Regions from separate parts of the Homo sapiens genome. Here region 1 is linked to region 2. A link is an interaction called in ENCODE POLR2A ChIA-PET data of the cell type or tissue named here. Cell type or tissue: HepG2. All regions are shown on one strand. Each heading gives the region's core, and the rest is flanking DNA. Links, peaks and the distances in the headings are about the cores only.

What was found. ChIA-PET counts read pairs that join two places held together with the same protein. Peaks named below come from ENCODE experiments on the same cell type or tissue, not always from the same donor. Only the 100,000 strongest peaks of a DNase experiment are listed, where the experiment ranks them.
Region 1: POLR2A ChIA-PET joins it to region 2 with 6 read pairs; 15 of 35 experiments call an interaction of 5 or more read pairs at or near these places.

What each region holds. Positions count from the first base shown.
Region 1 is chr1:153,775,955-153,782,033 of GRCh38, reverse strand. It overlaps SLC27A3 (solute carrier family 27 member 3), which reads right to left. Exons shown (of 10, transcript NM_024330.4): 1 at 5,870-6,079; 2 at 5,307-5,516; 3 at 4,814-4,972; 4 at 4,149-4,273; 5 at 3,679-3,873; 6 at 3,481-3,571; 7 at 3,149-3,347; 8 at 2,823-2,920; 9 at 2,561-2,691; 10 at 1,877-2,208. The coding sequence ends at 2,032. Among named protein-coding and RNA genes, the nearest start is that of SLC27A3, 3.6 kb to the right of the region's middle. RefSeq lists a silencer at 6,000-6,079 and an enhancer at 5,560-6,079. In HepG2, for the core only: a CTCF peak has its summit at 5,930 (motif pointing right); a DNase peak (open chromatin) is centred at 5,858; H3K4me3 peaks cover 606 bases.
Region 2 is chr1:153,911,823-153,919,800 of GRCh38, reverse strand. All of the region lies in intron 1 of GATAD2B (GATA zinc finger domain containing 2B), which reads left to right. Among named protein-coding and RNA genes, the nearest start is that of GATAD2B, 7.2 kb to the left of the region's middle. RefSeq lists a silencer at 4,794-5,088. In HepG2, for the core only: no CTCF peak of the experiment used is centred there; a DNase peak (open chromatin) is centred at 4,920.

The sequences.
Region 1 (6,079 bases), core at 1,080-6,079, 140 kb after region 2:
GGTGGCTCACGCCTGTAATCCCAGCACTTTGGGAAGCCGAGGCGGGAAGATAACGAGGTCAGGAGATTGAGACCATCCTGGCTAACACGATGAAACCCCGTCTATACTAAAAATACAAAAAATTAGCCGGGCGTTGTGGCGGGCGCCTGTAGTCCCAGCTACTCAGGAGGCTGAGGCAGGAGAATGGCGTGAACCCGGGAGGTGGAGCTTGCAGTGAGCAGAGATCGCACCACTGCACTCCAGCCTGGGCGACACAGCGAGACTCCATCTCCAAAAAAAAAAAAAAAAAAAAAAAAAAAAGAAATATAACCTGAGCCACATGTAATTCTAAATATTCTAGTAGCTACACTTTAAAAAGCAAAAATAGGCCGGGCACCTGTAATCCCAGTACTTTGAGAGGCTGAGGCGGGCAGATCACGAGGTCAGGAGTTCGAGACCAGCCTGGCCAACATGGTGAAACCCGGTCTCTACTAAAGATAGAAAAAAAAATTAGCCGGATGTGGTGGCGTGTGCCTGCAATCCCAGCTACTCGGGAGGCTGAGGCAGGAGAATTGCTTGAACCTGGGAGGTAGAGGTTGCAGTGAGCCGAGATTGCACCATTGCACTCCAGCCTGGGCTACAGGGCGAGACTCCGTCTCCAGAAAAAAAAAAAGCTTGGTGTGAGGTTCTACGATGGGGGAGGTGGCCACTCAGCTCGCAGGTCTGGGAAATCTGGGCTGAGTTAAGGTGTGGGAGAGCAGCTGCAGGAGGTGCCCCACTGCCAGCCAACACAGGCTGCCTACCCGCCCTACCCCCAGGCACACCCAAACTATTGTACTCCTCCTGGGGCAGATTGGAGAGGTGCACAGAATGAGTTAAGTTCCACATTTATTGGTCTACGCATGAAGTTTTCCCCTGCACCTTAGCGTGTGCCTTACCTAGTCTGTCAGTGAGGCTGCACCGGGCTTGCTGGTGGAAGGGGGCAAGTTGTAAAGTTTTGGAACAGGAGGGCCCGCAATAGAGACCCAAGTGTGCCAGTAGGGCATGTCCCCTGACCTCTCATGTTGGGGAGAGGGGCTAGAAGGGGAAAGGCAAAGTAGCATAAAATTTCAAGGACCCACAGCTCAAAACAGAGGGGGACTGTAGTTCCTAGGAGAAGCAGGAGCTTCATCATTTCAAGCTTTTAGATGATGAACTTTCTGGACACCTCATTTGGGGATCGAGAGGCCTTTGTCCTTTTGATTCCCACCATCCCTCCTGCCACCACATGCACTCTGAGCCTCACTCCATGGAGGGGCTTCCGTCAAACTCTCCTGCAGTACCGGAGGGTCCCCCCTGGGGACTGCTCCTTCTGGGAATGTCTGACAGTCACCAGGTAGGAGTAGGAACATCTGGAGGCAGGGGCACCCCACTCTTCCCCCTCAAAGATTGGCTTCTCAGAGACAGCTGCGAGGCAGAGGGATATCTTGAGCATCCTTTCCCCCACAGTCAAACACTTGTTTGGGCTGGTTAAGACTCTTCCCCAGGCCCGGCCACACCTGATTCTGGGGGAGCAGTTTGGGCTGGCTGCCGGAGGTGGCATTTCTGTGTGCTTCTGTCCACCTCTGCCCTTTGAGCCGACCCCTCGGGTCCTCCAGTTCCCAAGACAGAGCAGTGGGAGCCTGGCACTCGGAGAGTAAAACTGGGGCGAGCTACACAGGAGCACAGACAAACATCAGTCACCAGAGGTTCTCCAAGGACGAAGGTCACACAGGGTCTCCTGAGAGGAAAACACCAAGGTCCAGATACGGGGCTCTGGCCCACAGCCAGTCAGGGCAGGAATGTGGGGCCTGTGGCTCCACGCCAGGAGAAAACTCTCAAGGAAAAAGCAGTTCCACAGAGAGATAATGACAGATACTGTAGGTCAGAGACAGCTGGATCAGCTCCAGCCACATTTATTACAAAATAGTGACCGCAGTTCTGGTATAGAAAAGATCCCTGACAGCCCAGTACACCTGCAACGGCCCCCACCCCACAGAGTTCCTCTCTCAGGTGCCTCAGGTGTGGAAGTTCTCAGATTCGAAGGTTTCCTGCCAGGAGGGCGCTGTACCGGGCAGTTGTGAGGGGCAGGTAGGCACCTACAGCCTGGTCCAGAACGTACAGTGGGTCAGACAGGGTGCTGGGGTCGAAGCCCTCATTTGCCATCCGAACTTTCTGCTGTTTGAAGGTCTCTGTGGTGGCCAAAGACTCCTGGGGACAGGAGGGTCAGGGATTTGGAGGGAAGGGGACTCTGCCCACGTGGTTCAGGGGAGTTGCCTGAATTTTGTTAAGGAGCAAGTCTTGGGAAAGGGAGTGTGAGGTCAAGGTTTAGGGGAGGAGGTGACAGGGAGGAGAAAGAGCCAGGCCAGAAGAAGGCAGGGATAAGGAAAGAAGTGGGGTGAAGAGCTTGTGTCTCCGTGTTTTTTCTCTTCACGGAGTGTATTACGTTGGGGGTCCCTTTGTGGAGTTTGGGAGCCATCAAACTCCTAAGTTGATACACGGGGTGGATATGTGGGGTGAGGATATATGGGGTGAGGGGCCGGCGGGGGAAGTGGCCGGTTACCTGGAGCCTGAGGAATCGGGGCCGGGCATAAGGTGGCAAGTTCTCAGACACGTGGGTGTAGAGCTGCATAAGGTCCAAAGCGTGGGGGGGACGCAGAACTAGGGCTGCCATTCCAGCCCTGCCTTCATGCCCTGGTGGGTGTGGGAGACAGAGTAAGCCCCTCCATGGCTGACCACCACGAAGGCCTCGTGCTCCCTGCGCCCAAGTACTACCAATTCGGGGTGGTGGCTGGGTGCCTCCCCCACCTTCCATGCCTAGGCACCTGGCACAGTGACTCCATAGACGTTCACCTCCTGAAGAAAATCTAGGGCCTCGAAGACCTCTGCCACCTCGGTTGTGGCCACATTCTCCCCCTTCCACCTGTCAGAGAGCAGAGATCTGAAACTGGGAGTCAGGGGTCAGGGCCTTATGGGCTTGGTGGGGAGATGAGGTCAGAGGTCAGTGTCACAGGGATGAAATGGTGAGATCTGAGAATGAGAGATTAGCTTAGGACCCAGGTTGAGGTGGCAGATTAGAGAGTTGAGGTTCAGAAGCTTTGGATCACAGAGATCAGATGTCCAGGATGAAAAACCAGTTATGGACAGATACCTGAAGGTGTCTCCAGTACGATCATGGAAGCGGAGAAAACCTTGGTCATCGCAGACCAGCAGGTCCCCAGTGTTGAAGAAAACATCCCCAGGCCGGAAGACATCCTTTAGCAACTTCCCCTGGGCCAGCTCTGGCCCGCCAGCATAGCCCAGGAATGGGGACTGCTGGCTTACCGGGGCCACCAGCAGCCCTGGCTCACCTGGCAGAGTCACCAGGGTCAGGAGTGGTGTCACCTTTCCCAGAGCCTTCTGCCCCCATCCACCCCAGTCTCCAATTCCAGTCCTCCTGTGCCAGCTTCAGCACCCCGCCCACCCCACCAGAACACCACCAACCTGGAGATGTGGCCATACAGTGCCCCTGGGGGTCCCGAATTGGCTCTCCTGTGGTGACATCATAGCGAATCAAGGAGAAGGGGAAGATATGCTGGGGAAAGGGAGACCTGGGTACTGGATCATTGCAGTCACATGAGCCCCCTCTCCTGCCAGCCCTCTGCTGTTCCACGGGTTTTCAGTTTCCTCTCTGCCCCTCACCTTGTAAAGCCAGGAAGCACGCCCCACAGCGCCCCGCTGTCCTGTGTAGTTGATGGTGGCCACGTTGCCCTCTGTCAGTCCATATGTCTCCAGCACCTGCAGGGGCCCGAAGCGCCGCACAAAACGCTCCCAGGTATCTGGGCGCAGCCCGCTGCCCACTGCCAGCCGGACCTTATGGCCACGTTCTGCCTTGCTCTGAGATGAGTGGGAGAGGGGCCGGAGCTTCAGCATCAAGATGCCCGCTCCCGGAAGTGAATTCCTGTTCCCCATTCCCCAGAACCCCCTCCTACTGTGACCTCCTTCAGAGGCCGTAAGCATCAGATGGCCTAGGCCATCTCTGGCTCCTTATCTTACACTGCCATTTTCTTCTTGCTGCTTCTCCCTCCAACTCCCTGTCTCCTGTCAACTGTCCTGCTCCCCGTGAGCTAGCCCTGTGTCAGCAGCTCTGCCCAGGATCTGTGCCCACGCACCGGGGGCTGGTTGACAAGGTATCGGCACAGCTCCCCAATGTACTGGAACACCGTCACCCTGTGCTGCTGGCAATCTTCCCAGAACTGACCAGCCGAGAACTTGGATTTCAGCACCACTGTGGCCCCTGCCAGAAGTGGGCAGGGGGGAAGAAGGGAGGTAAGATTAGGAGCAGAGTGGGGAGCCCAAGCCCCTCTTTCCAGACCCCAGCCATCACTGTAGTCTTTCCCTGGGAAGGGCCCACTGTGGGAGTCACACCGTCAGGAAGCCGTGCTGGCCCTCTTTCCCCTCCCCCGGCCCCTGTCCCCAGCCTTAGAAGAGGTGAATGCCCTTTCCCTACTTCCCAGCCCCAAAGATCTCATCCTCCACACTCTCACTTCCTTGTCTCTCTCTCCCTCTTCTCTTACTTGCCTGTTCCTGGACTGACACAGTCCTTCCCTGCCTTTGACCCTGCAGCCTGGAGTTATGTGGCTGTATGGCCCCCCTCACCGTTCCTCAGTCTGTAGGTCTAGGCAGGTGACATTGCCCTATTGTACAGAGCTCCTGGTGAGTAGGGCTCTGCCCCATCCGTCCTCTAGATTATCTACCCTGGAGGACTCACACCATAGTACGTGCTTAATAAATGTCTACTGGATGAATTAATGAAGGTGGGGTTGGGGAGACTGACCAATGCCCATGCAGCCCACGATGCCCAGCAGGGAACCGGACATGTGGTAGAGTGGGAGGGCGAGGTAGATCACATCTTCCTGGTGGACACCACACAGCTGATAGAAGCCCTGGCATTGCAGGATCTTCAGATGACTGATCCGAGCAGCCTTGGGGAGGCCTGTGGGGTGGCAGTTATGGGACGATCAGGGGAAGGGCAAACTCCAAGCTCTACCTATCTGTTTGCACCCCCGCTGGGTTTCCCACAGAAAGAGGCGGAGGCAGGACAGAAGCTGAGGACCGAGACCAGGCTGTCCTGGAAATATGGGTGGTCTGGGGGAGGTGGAGAAATGAGTAGGAGGTGAGGAGACTGGGGAGTGAAATGATGGGGAGAAAAAGGATGTGCCAATGAAATCAGCATCCTCTCTGGGGGCTTTGAAGGAGTGGTCTGGGAGCAGACCCCTGCCTTCCTCTGCCTTGGTTTCGGGGAGCTAAGTATGGTGCCCGGCCCTCACCCGTGGTGCCAGAGGTGAAGATGTACAGGCACGTGTCTGTTATGCTCTGGGGGGAAGAGAGGTATCCTGGCACTGGCCCATCCACTTCAGCGGACACTTCAGCCAGCAAATCGCTAATTCCAGCAGGGTGGGTTCCTGGGCCTGCAGCCCACAGGTGGAGCCCCATGGCTCTCAGGGCGGGCAGGTCCGGCTCCAGGGACTCCAGAAACTCTAGAAGGGTGGGAAAGCACAACGCCGGGGCCCTGGCTCTACCTAGAAGAGCCTATGACCCATGTCCCCTCCCTATCCCAGCCCACACTGCTCTTGGATGAGGGTGAAGGGTATGGACATTCCATCTTGGGTCTGAGGCCTGGAACTCGACTCCTTGGGGATCCTTGGGGCACCAAAGATTCAGCCTCATCCCTTCTCAAACCCGGAGACTCCTATCTCCACCCACTTTCGAACCCCAAGGGATAGTCGGCTTCTTCCCAGGCCCAGGGATGAGACCAAGCCTTTCTGTGGTCTCCGACACGCCCCCTTCTGTGGCTGGCCCCGCCTTAGTCAGTTCGGAGCTCCAGCCTTACCTGGCGCCAGCACCAGCGCGCGCGCGCCGCAGCTGCGGAGGCAGTGCAGCAGGGGGCCCCGGCGCAGGGCGGTGGGCACAAAGGCAGTGCGCAGGCCGGCCTTGGCCAGCCCGAACCAGAGCCACAGAAACTCTGGGCCAGCGGGGAGGAGCAGCGCCACAGTTGCTCCAGGTGACAGAGGGGCGGCGGCTCCTCCACCTCTGGCGGCAC
Region 2 (7,978 bases), core at 2,979-7,978:
AGACACACACCCAGATTGACTGTAAATCTAGTCCTGGCATAAAGCTGTCCACCTCTTGCTTGGGGAAAAAATCCAGTCTATCAGACAATACCACATAGAGTTGCAGTTCTCCTGCTTTTGGCTAAGCCTAGGAAAAGATATATAAGGAAGTTCAGTTTATGTTACAATGACTGGATTTTGTGGTGTATCTTCTATTAGCCATATTATTTGGTTTATCCTCAGTAGTCTCTGTGAAGCTTTTTCTGTAGGTCCTGTTTGGGGATTTTGGTGGCTCCAGAATCCTTGAAGCAGCAACCTCCTTTCTTTGTGTAGCAGTGATGAAAGCTTCTGAAGAATAGGTCTGATTTGAAACAGACCCCTCCTCATGTTCCATCTTTTACCTTCTCCCTTGTGGATATATGAAATATTCCTGTATAGCTTGAATTCATCCAGTAAGAAGGGAGTGTCCCAGGGTCATTAGGGCTTTTAACCTGTCTGAGGTATTTAGATGGTGGCTTGGTAATGTTTGCTGTCTCTCACAAAATCCCCCTTACCTTTGCCATTTACCTAGGTTGCCATCAGCTGGCAAGAAACTATCAACAGTTTTGGGTTATAGTACAAAAAGCAGCAGATTACTAAGAACACATCATTCGTTACTTTTGAGATATGAAGTGGTCAGATCCAGACCTCAAAGAATCATAGTAACTGCAGAAGCATCTTTGACAATGTGTGAACTTGTTATTAATAATAACTAGTAAACTGCTAAAGAAATTAAGGGAAATTATAGCAATTCCATATTCCTGAGCCATTCTCTTACTGTTTTTCACACCTGGCTAGTTCCATTTTATTTTATTTTATTTTATATTTTTTGAGATGGAGTTTTGCTCTTGTTGCCCAGGCTGGAGTGCAGTGGTGTGATCTCAGCTCAGTGCAACCTCTGCCTCCTGGGTTCAAGTGATTCTCCTGCCTCAACCTCCCAAGTAGCTGGGATTACAGTCACCTGTCACCATGCCTGGCTAATTTTTGTATTTTTAGTAGAGACGGTTTCACCATGTTGGCCAGGCTGGTCTCGAACTCCTGACCTCAGGTGATCTGCCCACCTCAGCCTCCCAAAGTGCTGGGATTACAGGCATGGAGCCATTGTGCCCGGCCTTAGTATCCATTTAAAAAAATAATTCAGGTTACTGTTACCTAAAGCTGAGAGTCGTACTTTAAATCTTTTGATCAAAGCTTTCTTCGGCTTGTCTCATTTCAAGGGAGGGTGGAATTTATAATCTTTAAAAATACATGCTGGAATGTTAGTAGGATTTAGATTAGACACCAGGATTAATAAATTCTCATTATAATTGTGAAGGATTGCAAATGTTAACTGAAAGACTTGTGCATCTCTTGCCCAGAGGATTTTTATAATGTTAGCATTTTTAGAGTATTTAAACTCAAACTTGCTGAAAGAGAGGGGATGAACTAATATGTGGCAGATTGGACTAGTGGAACACAGGTTGTGGAGAGCCTTGAAGTCCTGGGTTGAATTCTAGCTTTGTGATTTATTAGCTAACTGATTTTGGGTAATGCTACTAATTTTTGAATTCTCATTTCTTGCAGACAGAGTAATGCCAGTCCTTGCAATAGCCTTTAAGGCTTTACATGGTTTGCCCTCCCCAACCTCTTCCATTTTTGATCGGCTGTCATCTTCCCTCTTGCTCTCTCCATTCCAGCCACACTGACTTGCTCCTTGAATGCTGATCAGTCACACTCTATCTTAGAACCTTGGCAGGTTCCTAAGACCAAGTGATTCCTTCTAGTGGGAAAACAGCTAGGTTTCCCCACAGAGAATGGCTGATTGCCTCACCTCCTTAACGTCTTTGCTTAAATGTCACCTTTTTAATGAAGTCTTATCCTTCCTTTCTTTAAAATTGTATTGTCAGTTCCCATCCCTCATGCTTATCCTTGCCTGCTCTATTTTCTTTTTCATAGGACTTAACACTTTTATAATATATTTATTTGTTACATTTATTGCCTATTGGTTCTCTTTCTATGATGTAGGTCTTAGAAGGCATGGATTTGTTTTGGTAATTTGTTTAGTGCCTAGTACAGTGCCTGGCATGTAGTTAATAATAAATGTTTGTTGGCCGGGGTTGGTGGCTCATGCCTGTAATCCCAGCACTTTGGGAGGCTGAGGCGGGCGGATCACATGAGGTCAGGAGTTCGAGACCAGCCTAGCCAACATGGTGAAACCCCGTGTCTACTAAAAATACAAAAATTAGCTGGGCGTGGCAGTGGGCACCTGTAATCCCAGCTACTTGAGAGGCCGAGGCAGGAGAATAGCTTGAACCTGGGAGGTGGAGGTTGCAGTGAGTCGAGATTGCACCATTGCACTCCAGCCTGGGTGATAGCGTGAGACTCAGTTTCAAAAAAAAAAAAAGATATGTGGGGCATGGTGGCTCACACCTGAAATCCCAGCACTTTGGGAGGCCGAGGCGGGTGTATCATGAGGTCAGGAGTTCAAGACCAGCCTGGCCGAGATGGTGAAACCCCATCTCTACTAAAAATACAAAAATTAGCCAGACATGGTGGCAGTTGCCTGTAATCCCAGCTACTCGGGAGGCTGAGGCAGAGAATTGCTTGAACCCAGGAGGTGGAGGTTGCAGTGAGCTGAGATCGTGCCATTGCACTCCAGCCTGGGTGACAGCGTGTGACTCAGTTTCAAAAAAAAATAGGCCGGGTGCGGGGGCTCACACCTGTATTCCTAGTACTTTGGGAGGCCGAGGGGGGTAGATCACGAGGTCAGGAGTTCAAGACCCGCCTGGCCAAAATGGTGAAACCCCATCTCTACTAATAATACAAAAATTAGCCAGACATGGTGGTGGGCGCCTGTAATCCCAGCTACTCGGGGGGCTGAGGCAGAGAATAGCTTGAACCCGGGAGGCAGAGGTTGCAGTGAGCCGAGATTGTGCCACTGTGCTCTAGCCTGGTCAACAGAGTGAGACTCTCTCTCAAAAATAAATAAATAAACAAATAAAAGTTTGTTGATCCAATAGGAATAAAAATAACCTGTCATACTAATCTCATGTTTGTATGTAACAAAAGTATGAAATACAAGCATAAAATGTTTTGTGAACTTTAAAGCATAATGCAAATAATGATGAAATTATTGCCTTCCCGTTAAAATGGTAAAATACACTTGATTATTGAAAAAAACTTCATATATATTCAATATATTATCATTTCTCTCCTAAACTCCAGCCCTTTGTTTCCGGTTGTCTACTGTGAGCTAGACGTATCTATACCTTTGTATCAAGTTGGTACTCAAACTCAACATTTCCAACATCATTTCTTCCCTGTGATTCATTGAGTCATCTAAACCAGAAATGTGAGCATCATTGTCACTTCTGTCTTACCTATTACTTTCTAAATATTTCTGAATCTAGCTTCTTCTGTGTCTCCATTGCTGTTCTCATTCAACAGCTCTTATTTTGGGATATTGCCTTGATCGCTTACACATCTGTTTATAGTCTTACTCTCTTTTTCTTTTTTTTTTTTTTTTCTTGAGGTGGAGTCTCACTCTGTCACTGGAGTGCAGTGGTGCAATCTTAGCTTACTGCAACCTCCACCTCCTGGGTTCAAGTGATTGTTCTGCTTCAGCCTCCTGAGTAGCTGGGATTACAGGTGTCTGCCACTACACCCAGATAATTTTTGTATTTTTAGTGGAGACGAGGTTTCACCATGTTGCCCCAGGCTGGTCTCAAACTCCTGACCTCAAGTGATCCGCCCACCTGGGCCTCCCAAAGTACTGGGATTACAGGCGTGAGCCACCGCACCCGGCTGTCTTATTCTCTTGTAAACTCTCTATCATCGTGCCTTCAAAATAGTCTAACACTTACTGATTATTCTACTTTCCTCATCTTAAAAGTATTTAGTAGTTTCCAGTTATTAAAAGATTAAAATGTAAACTTTGAGTGGTATTCAAGGCCCTTTATGTTGTTGGTGTTTGCCTTCCTATCCAGCCCTACTTCTGTACCTTATAGTTAATGTGTGAGCAAATACAGTGGTTTTTCTTTTCTTTTTTTTTTTTTTTTTTTTATATAGACAAGTTCTGGCTCTGTTGCCCAGGCTCCATGGAGCACAGTGGCACGATCTCGGCTCACTGCAACCTCCACCTCCTGAGTTCAAGTGATCCTCTTACCTCAGCCTCCTCAGTAGCTGGGTCTATAGGCCTGTGCCACTTTGCCCAGCTAATTTTTGAAATACAGTTCTTTTTAATTACAGGTAGCTTCTGAATCTCATAAAGAATGCCACTTCTTCTGGGAAACCTTCCCTGACTTGCCCAAAGAGAGTTAGATACATTTTCTTCTTTGCCCTCATAATTTTTATTAAGTTTATTTTTATTTATTTATTTTTTGGGATAGAGTCTCGCTCTGTCACCCAGGCTGGAGTGCAATGGTGCAGTCTTGGCTCACTGCAACCTCCGCCTCCCAGGTTCAAGTGATTCTCCTGCCGCAGCCTCCTGAGTAGCTGGGACTACAAGCATGCCACCGCGCCCAGCTAATTTTTGTATTTTTAGTAGAAACGGGGTTTCACCACGTTGGCCAGGCTGGTCTTGATCTCTTGACCTTGTGATCCGCCTGACTCGGCCTCCCAAAGTCCTAGGATTACAGGCGTGAGCCACCGCCTCCCGGGTTCAAGTGATCCTCCCGCCTCAGCTTCCTGAGTAGCTGGGATTATAGGCACATGCCACCACACCTGGCTAGTTTTTGTGTTTTTAGCAGAGTCAGAGTTTTGCCATGTTGGCCAGGCTGGTCTCAGACTCCTGGCCTCAGCTATCCATCTGCTTTGGCCTCCCAAAGTGTTGGGATTACAGGCGTGAGCCACTGCTCCTGGCCTTTTTTTTTTCTTTTGAAACACAGCCTTGCTCTGTTGCCCAGATTGGAATGCAATGGCACAGTCATAGTTTAGTGTAACCTTGAACTCCTGAGCTCAAGCAGTCCTGCCTCAGCCTCCTGAGTTGTTGAGACCACAGGTACACACCACCAAGCCTAATTTTTAAATTTTTTGTAGAGATGGGGTCTCCCTGTGTTGCCCAGGCAGGTCTTGAACTCCTGGCCTCAAGTAGTCCTCCTGCCTTGGCCTCCTAAGGTGTTGGGATTACAGGTGTGAACCACTACACCCAGCCTTGCTGTGTCTTTTTACTATTGTATTTCCATTGCCTAGCATGGTGCCTGTCACCTAAAAAATATTTTAAAATATTTGCTGAATAAATACTCCTATGGGTTTAGAAAATGCAGCATAAATTTAGAAATGCCCCTTCTGTTATGTTCTGGGAACAGAACAAGGGTTGGAGCCTTGGTTCTGCCATTTACCATCTGTGTGACCTTGGTTGAGTCACTTGAAGTCTCTGAGCCTTAGTTTCCTCAGCTTAGAAATGAGAATCAGTAACTGCTTTATCTATTTCGCTAGGTTTCTTTGTCAGTCAAATAAGATAATGCATGTAAAGGTTACTTTATAAACTGTAAAGCACTGTATTATTTTTAATCATTATGTGTTTACACAAGTTGAGCTTTGCTCACAACTCTTTTTTTTTTTTTTTTTTTTTTTTTGAGAGTCTGGGGGCTGGAGTGCAATGGCATGATCTCGGCTCACTGCAACCTCCGCCTCCCGGGTTCAAACGATTCTCCTGTGTCAGCCTCCCCAGTAGCTGGGATTACAGGCGCCTGCCACCATGCCCAGCTAATTTTTGTATTTTTAGTAGACATGGGGTTTCACTGTGTTGGCCAGGCTGGTCTCGAACTCCTGACCTTGTGATCCGCCTGCCTTGGCCTCCCAGAGTGATGGGATTACAGGCGTGAGCCACTGTGCTCGGCCCCTTGTAACTCTTGACTAAATTTTTTCTTCTTTTTTTTTTTTTTTGACAGAGTCTTGCTCTGTCATCCAGGCTGGAGTGCAGTGGCACGATCTCGGCTCACTGCAAGCTCTGCCTCCCGGGTTCACGCCATTCTCCTGCCTCAGCCTCCCGAGTGGCTGAGACTACAGGTGCCCGCCACCATGCCTGGCTAATTTTTTTTGTATTTTTAATAGAGACAGGGTTTTACCGTGTTAGCCAGGATGGTCTCGATCTCCTGACCTCGTGATCTGCCTGCCTTGGCCTCCCAAAGTGCTGAGATTACAGGTGTGAGCCACAGCACCCAGCTTAGGCCAGATATTTTTTAGAAACATCAGTGGTATGAGGGCTGCCATTTTTCCTCCATGAATTCGAAGGCAAATATTGCAGTTCAACCAGCTTAGCCTTCACCTTCAGTGCATTCCCAGGAGGATAGTTGTAACTGAGCTGGTGCCCCTGCCTTTCATCTAACAGGCTAGAAACAGGAGAGTAAGGTTTCAATTTTGTTAATGAGCAGAAACCCTTGCTTTCTGTAAAGATGGCAGTATCACACTAAGAAAGCTGTAAAACTCACCATTGTTTCTCTTCTGTGAGGCATGCAGACAGGCCTGGGGATCAGAGGAGAAAAGGAACAATACCTTTGATTATTTTTTTTCCAGTCCTTTAAAAGTTTATATGTAGGTCTTGAAATTAAATCAAAACTTTAAGAAATTTGTCCTGGCTGGGTGTGGTGGCTCACACCTGTAATCCCAGCACTTTGGGAGGCTGAGGCGGGTGGATCGCCTGAGGTCAGCAGTTCCAGACCAGCCTGGCCAGCGTGGTGAAACCCTGTCTCTACTAAAAATACAATTTTTTTTAGAGACGGAGTCTCACTCTTGTTGCCCAGGCTGGAGTGCAGTATCGTGATCTTGGCTCACTGCAACCTCTACCTCCCGGGTTCAAGCAATTCTCCTGCCTCAGTCTCCCGTATAGCTGGGAGGTGCCCTCCACCACGCCTGGCTAATTTTTGTATTTTTAGTAGAGACAGGGTTTCACCATGTTGGCCAGGCTGGTCTTGAACTCCTGACCTCAGGTGATCCGCCTGCCTCGACCTCCCAAAGTGCTGGGATTAGAGGTGTGAGCCACTGTGCCCAGCCTGTCCTGTCTTATAAAGGCGTAAAGGTTATCTGAATGATGTTCACTCCTAGATTCCAAACTTTTTATCTAGCAGTGTGAAATTTTAATCTACCAGTAAAGAAATTGAAAAAATTTGCTCAATAGGGTAACATTTTTTAAGGAGGGGTGGTTTTCCAATCACTCTTTAACATTTACATGGCTAGATTGATGTGTTGCCATCAAAAGGATTGAAACAGTTGGTCACATGTATTGCTACTGCCGTGGACAGGTTGGCCAGAAGACCTTTGAAGTATTGCACCGTTAGGTTCTGTGAAATTTGGTGTGAATAGCATGACATTCTTTCTGTGCACTACAGTTTGGCCTTTAATAAGTGTCCATGCATAAATTTATGTGTTACTGTGTCATTCTCTTATTTTATAATTCAGATAGTAATTCTCAGTTTCTCACCTGAGTGTATAGAGAATTTGAAAGTTTTGCTTATTTATTTATTTTGAGACGGATTCTTGCTGTGTCAACCAACTTAGCCTTCACCTTCAGTGCATTCCCAGGAAGATAGTTGTAACTGAGCTGGTGAAGAAAAAAAAATTCTTCAATTTCTTTTGAGAACTCATGAATTTACATATATAGGTACCACCCTTTATGAACATTTTGATTGTTGCATGACTTTGTACTATGAAAGCCTTTAAATCTACCTAATATTATACTGTAAGTTCCTAACTTTGTCAAATATATTGGGTAGATATCACCGAAGAGTATAACTAAGGTTAGAATCTGGGCATTTTTAATTTCCAAATTAAACTTTCTATTCTGGCTCCGCGAATACTTGATAATTACAGGGAGAGTAAAATAGAATATGATAAAGTTTTATCAAAATAGAAAAATTAAAATGTAGCTTATGTGTGACTTTTGTGTTGTGTTCTAGATTCAGTTGTGTTGAGGGTATAAAAGGACTGATGAATAAAGGATACTGTTATGGTGCACGGAGGTATTAGAGGAGGACAGTGAGAT